2 separate regions of the Mus musculus genome follow, and region 1 is linked to region 2. Evidence: chromatin contacts called from ENCODE Hi-C or POLR2A ChIA-PET data. All regions are on one chromosome and are shown on one strand. The core of a region is the stretch at or near the end of the contact, and the rest is flanking DNA. Distances in the headings are between cores, read along the strand shown. Region 1 overlaps Swap70 (SWA-70 protein). Region 2 has its middle 42 kb from the start of Wee1.

Region 1 (5,768 bases), core at 267-2,766, 81 kb before region 2:
GAAAGCACGGACATCCCCAACGTGAACTTGGCACGTGGCTGGCCACTGGTTTACTGGTTTTAGTCGGACAGCCCAGATGAGCCTTTAATACTCAAGGAGAAGAGTTGGCAACAGTGAGGGCCAGCAAGCCTAATGAGCCATGGATCTCATGGGAGAACGAGACTGTCTCAAAACATGCTAAGGCAGAACTCTGTGTAACTAATGAGACATAGTTTTTAAAAAGTAATATCCGAGCCAGGCAGCGGGGGCACGCCTTTAATCCCAGCACTCAGGAGGCAGAGGCAGGCAGATCTCTGTGAATTGTAGGCCAACCTGGTCTACACAGCAAATTCCAGGGCTACACAGAGAAATCTTGTCTCAGAAAAAATAATAATAACTGACCAACGTCTTCAATTATTTACCATCAAGTAATCCAAGTATAATGTTTTCAAAAAGAGGAGGAGGGTGAGAAGGAAAGAGGAAGGAAAAAGAAGGCCTTTAAAACTAACAACAACAACAAAAAAAAATCTACAAAATTAATACCCAGGCAAAATATTTGGTAAATAACAATGGACTGGCTAACCATCTGAAGTCTCAGAAAAACTGAAAGTAAATTCTGTCAGTGTGACTAACATCAGGAATGTGTATATGGCAGTAAATCCAGATGCCAAATACGAAAGCTACTTTTCAGAAAGCAGGTTTCAATGTAATGCATTTCAGGGCCCAGACTACCCAGAGTAAAACTCCCAGGCAACAGCAGCCGGTGTAGGGAAAGCAACCAGTGGACACAAAGAAACACTAAAGAGATCTTAAAGCACCTGAGACAACTGGGTGGGAGCCGAGATGGTCTGAGATTATTAGGTTTCAAAGTAACTCCAACCCTACTTTCAACCATCACATCCCTTATGTAGAAAATAATAATAAGAGTAGTAATAATAATAGTTCTGAAAAAGAGGATTTAGTCTTTAAGAAGACAGTTTAAAAAAAAAAACTGGGAGAAGTTAAATGGTTTAAGTTCAAATTCTGCTTACAGGCCAGCAAACGGGCTCGGTGAATAAAGGTGCTTGCCACCAAGCCCGAAAACTGAGCTCAATCACCAGAGCCCACAGTGGAAGAAGAGCACGTCTACACGTTGACCTCTAACCTCCACAAGCACACGTACCCTCTTCCTCTTCATACAGACAATAAACACATAAAAACGTAACTTTAAAAGTTGATCTAATCTATTTGCCCTTTATTGACTAAGCTACTTAGTCAGGCTCACCATGGGATCCGCCAAGCTGTATGAACCGGAACAGCTCCTACTCCCATGCATAAGGAACAGCAATCCTGCTCCTCTTACCACTCCTCACACTACTGGGTTTTTTCCTCCCCAACACAAACTTCAAGACAAGATGCTGATCTTTGCTGATCTGAGCCTACTACATGGAAACCCTGCGGCTTTCCTTGGATGGGGTCAGCTTCCGCTCCAGGTGGCCAGGCACACTGTCCTATCACAGCCTCACTGGCCGCGTGACAAGGCTCTGCTCCAATTCTGTTGTCTGCTGGGGAATGTTTCCTCCCCAGTTCTAGGACTTCGAAGTATCAGACTATGAGAGTGTCTTAAAACGCAAATCTAAAAATATACTCCAGCAAGGGGACACAGTCCTGTATCAGAGCACAGAATTCCAGAATATGAGGCCGGCAGACCATGCCCCGGCCACTGACTCAGCCCACGCTAATCCTGGTGCTGGAAAACAAAGCAATTTCCAGACTTCTGAGAATTCCGTGGTATGTCTCATAACATTAATAACACAAATAATTCTCCTTACTGCCTACAAGTTCTGTTTATTTTTATTTTAGAAATAGGGTCTTATGTAGCCCAGGCTGGCCTTGAAATTACTCTGTTAGCTGAGGGTGCCCTTGAATTCCTAATCCTCATATATTTACCTCACAAATGAGAGAATTATAGACATTTACAGCTACTCCCAGGTGCTAGCTATAATTTTTAAGATTATGCTTGGGCATGGTCATGCATACCCTTAATGCCAGCACTCTAAGAGGCAGAGGCAGGTCACTGTGAGTCTTGGACCAGCCTGGTCTATGTAGCAAGTTCTAGGACAGACAGGGCAATGTAGAGGGACTTTGTCTCAAAAAAACAAAAAACAAAAAAACCCATAAGGTATAGAGGGTTGGTTCAAACGTACCTTAGGGTATGCAACCTCAACCTGATGCTGCATCCCTTTAATACAGTTAGTTCCACACACTACAGTGACCCACACACACACACACCATGAAATTCTCTTGTTGCTACTTTATAACTGTAATTTTGCTACTCTTATGAACCGTGATGTAAATATTTAAGATACAGGATACCTGTTATGGGACCTCAAAGGGATCAAGACCCAAGGGTTGAAAAACCACTGCTTTAGGGTGTGTCTGTTACACCACTCCCAGAGAGGATTAACTTAGAAGAAATAGCCCATCCAGATGCGGGTGGCACCATTCCACTGGCTTTAGAATTAGGCTTAGCAAAAAGGGGAAAAGAGAGAAAATGAGCTGAGCTCTAGCAGTCATCCTTCCCTCTAATCTGCTTCCTGGTCTGCACAGATGCAAGCGAGCAGCTTCATACACCTCTGCTGCCACAGCTGCGAGCCCCTCCTACTGCTAAGCTGTAAGTCATGATGAACCATACCACAATAAACCAGGAGCCAAAGTATCTCCCCCCTTAAGTTGCTTCTTGTCAGGCATTTGCACACAGTAACAGGACAGGAGCTAGTGCTCACCTTAGGATAAGTCCACCATGCAGTTTGCTGGGTGATATCGACCCAGTAACAATAATTATCCCTTTACTATCCTGTTTGACTCCAGCACACTCACTCTCTAACAACCACTGTCCACACTGAGGAACCCTACTTTCTAGGATAGGTAAAGCATCCTGAGAGAAGACAGACACAGAGTAACACAGGCACATTTTTAATTTCAAAAAAAGGAACCAAGCTGGAGGAATCAGACAGAAAGAGAAGGCAGAGCAGAAGCCTCAGCCTCCTCTCTCCCTATCTCCTGAGGCCTCAGCGCCCAGCTTCTTGTTTGTTTGTTTGTTTGTTTTTGTTTTTCAAGATAGGGTTTCCCTGTGTTGCCCTGGCTGTTCTGAAATCCAGAGATCTACCTACCTCTCTCCGCCTCCCAGAGTTCTGGCACTAAAGTCATACACCACCGTGTCTGGCTTCATACCTGGCTTCTTAATGTGCTCACCAACACACCAACAAGGGCTGCCCTGGCCCCACTTGATGCACAAAACCAAAAAAAAAAAAAAAAAAAGCTGTGGGTAAAAGGGTTAGCAGCATACCTTTTCCAAAATGAACTTGTTTAAATATGGCATGTAGCCCTGATTGGAGACAGGCCCCTCATCGTCATCCCTAAAGTGCTCCTCAAGGGCAACCGGGTCATGTGGAACCTTCAGCACCGTGCACAGGTTATGGGAAAGGACCTAAGAGGAGGGAAAAACAACACTGTAAAGACACCCGCTTACCACCACGTAACACCTTACCCACGTGAACAACAAGCTGCCCCTGCTCTAAGTAAAAAATGAGAAGAATCTACCAAACATGGGGTATGGCTCAAGTCTTTTCATTCCTTTTTCCAAGATCTGTTTCACCTGCTCACCATGAGTCAGACCCCATGAAGGTCTGAGAACAAATACTTCTTGACGGTTCTTATTAAGTAGTCCACATTATGGAGGAAAGGGGAGCAGGCACAATAGAATGCATTTAAAATTAAACTCTTCCCCTCGTCAACCTGCTTGGCCATGAGAATTTGTTTACAGAAACTAACAAATGCTGTAAAGCGTTTTGGAGAAGGTATCTGACCTAGACAAGACACAGCTGCCCTGGACTCAACATTTCCCATGTATTAGAAAGAACCATATTAACATAGCCTTTGGGAAGCTCCAGCAGAAGACTGTGAGTCTGGAGTCAAACGGGGCAACGAGTTTCAGGCCAGACTGGCATATCCCTAGTCTCAAAACCAAAAAGGATAAATATTCACAGACACAGAAGAAAAAGACGGCTAGCTAGAGATGCACCTCAGTGGCAGAGTGCCTGCCTCGTGTGCGGAGGCCCTGGGCTACATCCTCAGCAAAAGGGGTCGGGGGACCAGAGCGGAAGGGAGGAGACCTGTTATGCCAGAGCACACACACAGGACTACTGCTGTGGCACAGTAACCTAAGTGCACACTTAAGCACTCATGAGAGACTCAGCAAACTCACCTGTCTCAAGCTTTAAGTTACATGGAAACTAGAGCAACTTCCATTTCGTTTGAATACTGAACAGATCAAGTAAGGTTAAGGCTGTGCTAACTAACTACTCTTTGCCACATTCGCTGGACATAGCTGCGAACTCTAGTCCTTTAGTCCCAGAGGCAGGTGGATCTGAGTTCAAGGTCAGCCAGGGCTATACAGAGAAACCCTGGTGGGGACGGAGGGCGCCACATTCATCTACATAAGCACCTTCAATTTCATTAAGGAAGTCAACTTCTGCATACACCTATTTCAGTTAGGTCTTTTTAAGATTAAAAGTTTTAATCTATAAAAAGAACATTTGCATATCTCCTTTCTATACTGGTTTTGTTTCTCAAAGCTTCATCTGTGTGGAGATCCTTTGTGCACGCTCTATCAATTTTAAGGAAGTCAATTACTAATCGTCGCGGGTGCAGCAGTGCAGACGTTTACCAGCCCTACCAAGCAGGCTGAGCGGCTGTGTTCCTCAGACCCTGTATTATTATACACCAGTGGAGCCTCTGAGAGGAACACAGTAGAGATGTCATGAAGCCTTGCACACCACAGTCAGCAAAATCCTAAATATATTATTTCTTCTATCTATCCCAAAGAGATTTGTAAGGATTGATTTCAAGACCATAAAATGCTTAAAATGACAAAGAAAAATTCCTATATCAGGTTCAAAGACCATCCAAACATAAAAATCACTCGGGACTTTACCAAGTAAAAATCCCCAACCAGTGGTTAAATTATGGTATGTCTATAAAATGTCAAAATCATGATGAAGCTCACTGTGTACTGACAAGAAAATAACTCCACGATAAACTACGTTTTTTTAAGGGTATATAATATTCAAGTGTCACAAGATAAATGAAAAGAGAGAAAAAAATAAGGAATTCCAAAGGAATACACAGGAAACTATTAACAGTGAGGGAAAGGACTAGGTTGGTGGAAGGCCAGGGATAGAAAACAGGACTCATAGCAGCTCCTTAAAAAAAAAAAAAAAAAAAAAAAAAAAAGTTCTTTGCTTTTGTTGTCTAGGTTATTGTCTCCTGTTCTTGGATTTGAAGCCAGGGCTTGACACATGGCTAAGCAAGCACTCTACCTCTGAACTACACCCTACTCTGCACCTCTCATTTTGCTTAAGAAGAAAAGAAAAGAAAAGAAAAGAAAAGAAAAGAAAAGAAAAGAAAAGAAAAGAAAAGAAAAGAAAAGAAGAGAAAAGGAAAGAAAGGAAAGGAAAAAGGAAAAAGGAAAAGGAAAGAAAAGAAAAAAGAAAAAGAAAAAGAAAAAGAAAAAGAAAAAGAAAAAGAAAAAGAAAAAGAAAAAGAAAAAGAAAAGGAAAAGGAAAAGGAAAAGGAAAAGGAAAAAGGAAAGAAAAAAGGTCATGGCCTGCGAGATGGCTCAGAGAGCTTGCTGTTCACACATGAGCAAATCCTAACACCCAGGATCTAAGGCAACTGTGGGCACATGAGCTTGTAATACCTGCCCCGTGGACAGCAGGGACGGCAGCGGCTTGTAATCCCAGTGCTCT
Region 2 (5,649 bases), core at 1,796-4,295:
TTTGCTGATCTTGCAGAGGACACAGGTTCCATTCCCAGCAACTACACAGCTGCTCATACTCATCTGTAACTCCAATTCCAGAGAAACCAGCACTCTCTTCTGGCCTCCAGAGCCACCACGTACACACCCACCATGTCCATAGCCACCACATACATACACAGCACTTACATACATGCAGGCAAAACACTCGTACATATAAAATAAAATCAGCCCGGCAGTGGTGGCGCACGCCTTTAGTTCCAGCACTTGGGAAGCAGAGGCAGGTGGATTTCTGAGTTCAAGGCCAGCCTGGTCTACAGAGTTAGTTCCAGGACAGCCAGGGCTACACAGAGAAACCCTGTCTCAAAACACCCTAAATTAATTAATTAATTAATTAATTAATTAATTAATTAATTTAATTAAATAAAAAGAGCCGGGCATGGTGGCGCACGCCTTTAATCCCAGCACTCGGGAGGCAGAGGCAGGCGGATTTCTGAGTTCAAGGCCAGCCTGGGCTACAAAGTGAGTTCCAGGACAGCCAGGGCTTATAGAGAAACCCTGTCTCAAAAAACCAAAATAAATAAATAAATAAATAAATAAATAAAATAATAAAATAAACAAAATTTAAAGTAAAAAACGAAACAAAGTTCTCGTGGTAAACTTATAAACGGGATTCAGTACCTTTCCTTCATGACTAGAACAACCTGTGTTCTCTCTTTTTCTGTGCCATAAAAACGGCACATTTTTAATCCCCCAGGTACTCTGAGGAAAATCCCAGCACGGTGAAGTCAGCACTCAAGTTTCCCCAGGGACTCCCATACAAGGAGGTGAGGAAGGGTCTTAGCAGGACGCGTGCAAAAGAACCATCCCGGCACCGAAACTGAGTGGTAAGTGAGGCATAGAGCATTTGCATGACTAACGCAGGGGAAAACCCACCAGAGAGCCATTTCTATTTAAATGCTAAAAATGCAGAAGTGCATCTACTTGGGCCTAACATGGCTTTAAAAGGAAACAACCGTGCCTCTGGAGTTTTCTGGGTGGAGATGGGGGCCTTCTGTAAAGAGAGAGAGAAACCCAGGCCTAGTGACTTTGCATGACTCCTCCTGTAGAGGCCAGGCAACACTCCAGGTCTCAGGGCAGGGGGTCCTTTTCTGCAGAGTCCTGAATTTATAACATTGATTTTATTTCCTTTCATTTACTATTTATATGTAAGAAGCAAGGTCTCAAAGTAACTGTATAACCAAAGAAGACCTTGAATTTTGGATCCTCCTGTATCTATCTCTCCACTATAGACATGAGCCACTACACCTGGGTTATGTGTTATGGTCATACATTCCTAGCCCAACATTGATTTGAGATTTTTTTTTTTTTCCTTGAGAGTCTTATTATGTAGCCCTGGCTGGCCTGGAACTCACAGGGACCCATCTGCTGGCCTCTGCCTCCATAGCTGTGATTGAAGGAAGGGCTATGTGCAGCCTGCATTTCTGTTTTTTAAGACTTATTTTTATTTTTAACGTATGTGTGTCTACACTAAGGCTAGAAGAGAGCATTGAATCCTATGGAGTTGGACTTACAGGCAGTTGTGAAGCGAGTGCTGGGAATTGAACCTGGGTCCTCCGGAAGAACAGTAAGTGCTTTAATCACTGAGCCATTTGTTCCGAGCCCTGGACCCACAAACTAAACTTAAGAACTCTTTGGTAATCAGAAAAACTACTGGACTTCCTTCCAAAAACACTGCACGTCTGCCTAAAAGTTGAAACAGCTCACCCAGTTTCATGAATAACCCTGGATCCTAAAATGTTCTACTTGAGTCAACCCCCAGGTTAAGGACCCCTGGTAGGCTTGAATAAACACATCTTATAACACATGCTGCCTTCAAAGCCTGTTTACAGACGGTGATAAATAAGAAAATAAATAAATAGGAATTCATTGAAAAGAACTACTGCCTTCAAAGACTAGTTAAGTCTGTTTACTAGAGGTGGTATACCTGGGCAGGGTTGGGAAAGGTGATTAGTGAGTCCTTTAGTCCAACAAGCAGTATCCTAGATCCGGGGCTCAAGAGCTTCAAGGCCAGAGAGACAATGGGACTTTGAGGGATTTGTTCTGAAACAGGATTCACTGTAACTCAGGATAGCCTCAGATTCTCTATGTAGCAGAGGCTGGTCTTGACGTTTTGTTTCACCAAACGCTGCAACCACCGTCAAGCTTACCTGTCTCTAAATTGTGGTCTTGGATTGATTCTGACTGAATTTCCCAGACGCGGGTTGTCAGGGCATGATCAAGGGAAACCCAGGCCACAGGTGCAGTCCCTGGGTCACCCAGGAAGAGCTTGCGGAATGTCCTGTCTGTGAGTGCCCTCTGCTGGGAACGCTCGGTCCCGCTACGGGACTGCGGCTGCGCACTGGCACCACGGGGCGGCGCAGACTTCTTGGGTGTAGTGCATAACCCAGCGGACTGCCTAGCCTCGGTAACTCCAGTAATGCTCTCTAATATTGTTCATCGTGCCTTCCCTCCGACCCCTCAGACCCTCTGCTTCTCATCATGACTTTGACCACCAAACCGTACTCTAGGCTCCTAAGGCTAGTCGTAGAAACATCGGAGCACCCGTTGCATATATGAAACATGTTTCTCACGACTGAACCGAGTGTTTCGATTATAATTCCAAGGCAGAAAAGGATGCAGGCACGTCGCGGCAAAGAGAAAATGGACACCTGGGTGGTGAGGAAAAAACGGGAGCGCCCAGAGTCTAGCTCCGCACAGCGACCTCACAGTGTTAAGTGCCCGGTACCCTGGATTTAGCAGGGCCAGCCCACTCTGCAGCAAAATTAAGCAAAGCCAATTCCTCCCTGTGTTGGAGAGTTGGCACCAGTGACGCTCTAGACTTGAGCAAAAGGACGCCTGCTAAAGCGTTGATCAGGGTTGGGGCCCTTGCCTAGCAAGCATGGGGCTCTGGGTTCCTAAGAAAACTGAGCCCAGGATGTGAGCCACGTGGTGGCTTTTGTCCGGTCTTCCCGGGACCACGGGCGCCAGCAGGGGGCGAGACGTTCCTTTTAACCCCGCTCAATTGAAGTTAAAAATAGAAGCTGAGTTCAACTGAAAAGCATGAGACAGCAAACGTAGAGAAACTTGATCAGGCCGATATGAAGTAACATTTCCAAATACGGCAGTAAGGGCATGAGACAGAGCAAACGTGGAGAAACTTGATCAGGTCGATATGAAGTAACATTTCCAAATACCTCAGTAAGGTAAGCAGCTTCGGCAGGAGCGCTGCTCTAGGAAGTGAATGAAAACTTCGAGGTGTAAAAAATGTTAAGTTCCAAGTCAGACATCAAATGAACTTTCAGGGATTAAAATGGTAAATGTTTTAAAGACAAAGACACGCAATATCAATTAGAGTAAACGTTTTATCTGTGGATAAATATTGGAATTCTCCAGCTTTAAATAACAAAATATTACAAGGGAATTCAAAACCATGAACACTAAACAGAGTTTTAAAAAGTAATAATAATAGCCTGAGAAAAACTGTCTCCAACAAAATTCAAGCTGAGAGTATCTCAAATGAATAAAACTTTATACAGAAAAACAAACCAGAACTGGGTGGTAGTAGCACGTGCCCTTACAGTCAGCACTTGGGAGTCAGTCACCTTTCTGAGTTCGAGGCCACCCTGTTCTACAGAGTAAGTTCCAGGACAGCCAGGACTACACAGAGAAACCCTGTGTAAAACAAAACAAACAAACAAAAAAAAACTCACAACCAAACAACCCCCCCCCCGCCAGCCTCCTACATAAAACAGATATATTGGTGATAGCCTGTAATCTAGCACCTCAAAATCAGAGAATGTGAGTTTGAGGCTAGCCTGAACTGCACAACAAGACTCTGTCTCAAAAGAAAACAAACAACAAACAAAAACAAAAAAGAAAAAAAAAAACGCTAACAAATCTAATAAGATGGGTGGGTAGCACCGCCCATCTGAGAGGTAGGGCAGGTAATTAGGAGTTCAAAACTGCCACTTTTTCTCCCCTCCTGTATTTTTATTTATGTGTATATGTGTACACCATGTGCATGCAGTGCCCACCAAAGGCAGGAGAGGGCGTTAGAGTCCTCTGAGACCAGAGTTACAGATGGTTGTGCGTTACCAAGTGAGCCCTGGGAATTGAACCTGGGTCATAGGGAAAACTGAGCCGCCAGTGCTCTTAGCAACTGAATCAGCTCTCTAGCCCCTAACGATATGATAATTTTAAAAACAGACTCTTGAGCTATATAGGCCAGAATAGGGCACTGGATTCCCTGGAACTGGAGTTGCAAACAGTTGTTAACTGAGTGTTCTTAACTACTTAGCTTAATTGAAAAGTGGCAGCAGGAAGATCAGGGGTTTAAGATCAGGCACAGCTACAACTACAGTGTGTTCCCAGTCAGCCATCCCTAGCTACACAGGAAATTGCCTGGGGGGATGGGTTATAATGCTTAAGAGTCTGGTGTAGGTCTGCAGCACAACAAATAAACAAAACAAAGTGGAAAAGCAAAGCAAACAAACAAAAACCTGCTGCCCTCCAGCTGACCAGAGTCACCTGAGAAGAGAAAACTTCAGTTGAGAGATTGCAGGTCTGTGGACACTTTCTTTATTTGAAACAGGGTTTCACTATGTAGCCCTAGCTGGCCTGGAACTTGCTGTGGAGACCAGACTGGCCTAGAACTCATGCGATTTGATCCATAAGAGAAGGCTGAGAGAAAGCTCAGAACAGTGCTAGATGAGACATGCTACTAGCATCTGGTTAGGCAGGGTAGGGGGTAATCGATAAGATGAGATCTGAACTAAGAGACAAAGGAAATGAGCAACAGGTCTACTTCAACCTGAGGGAGGAAACAGAAAGGAACAGAAAATATTAAAATAGCCCTGAGGCGAGAGTGCGCGCCCAGCAGAGCACCCACGGATTCTGTGTGAACTGAGCATACAATAGTACTTTGAAAAACAATCATAAATTCATTAGGCTAAACTGATATAGTCAAATATCTAATTTTACCTTAATAAATTTAATATAAACAACCTCAGAAGGAGGTGACTTTGTAAAAGTGTCACTTCACCCAACTCTCTTCCAAAGCTAGAGTCAGACACTAAGTATTAAGATTTCATCCTTCAGGAGCCGGGCGTGGTGGTGCACGCCTTTAATCCCAGCACTCGGGAGGCAGAGGCAGGCGGATTTCTGAGTTCGAGGCCAGCCTGGTCTACAAAGTGAGCTCCAGGACAGCCAGAGCTATAAAGAGAAACCCTGTCTCAAAAAAACAAACAAACAAACAAAAACAAAAAAACAAACAAACAAAAAAACATTTCATCCTTCTACAGTGTACTTTAAATAAAAAATAAATAAATCTTAAAAGGGGGGAGGGGCTGGAGAAATGGCTCAGCGGTTAACAGAACTGACTGCTCTTCCAGAGGTCCTGAGTTCAATTCCCAGAAACCACATGGTGGCTCACAAATACCCGTAATGAGACCTGATGCCCTCTTTTGGTGTGTCTGAAGACAGCTACAGTGTACTTTAAATAAAAATAAATACAAACAAAGATTTTATCCTTAACCCAGGCAGTGGTAGCACACACCTACACACCTTTAATCTCAGCACTTGGAAGGCAGAGGCAGGAGGATCTCTGAATTCAAGGCCAGTCTGGTCTTG

The links. A loop is a pair of places that touch in the nucleus more often than their neighbours do. ChIA-PET counts read pairs that join two places held with the same protein, here RNA polymerase II (POLR2A).
Region 1: POLR2A ChIA-PET joins it to region 2 with 11 read pairs in embryonic stem cell. The contact joins two enhancer-like sites. A Hi-C loop is called at or near these places in 2 of 37 maps with a recorded cell type or tissue (T-helper 17 cell and mouse trophoblast stem cell). POLR2A ChIA-PET finds 5 or more read pairs at or near these places in 3 of 5 experiments (Patski and embryonic stem cell).

What each region holds. Positions count from the first base shown.
Region 1 is chr7:110,241,064-110,246,831 of GRCm38, reverse strand. It overlaps Swap70 (SWA-70 protein), which reads right to left. Exons shown (of 12, transcript NM_009302.3): 2 at 3,308-3,448. Among named protein-coding and RNA genes, the nearest start is that of Swap70, 22 kb to the right of the region's middle. Within about 2 kb of position 1,516, at least 1 of the 3 ENCODE cell types and tissues checked has a DNase peak (open chromatin) inside an H3K27ac peak, as active enhancers do.
Region 2 is chr7:110,161,672-110,167,320 of GRCm38, reverse strand. No RefSeq gene overlaps it. Among named protein-coding and RNA genes, the nearest start is that of Wee1, 42 kb to the right of the region's middle. RefSeq lists an enhancer at 1,000-4,512. Within about 2 kb of position 3,045, at least 1 of the 3 ENCODE cell types and tissues checked has a DNase peak (open chromatin) inside an H3K27ac peak, as active enhancers do.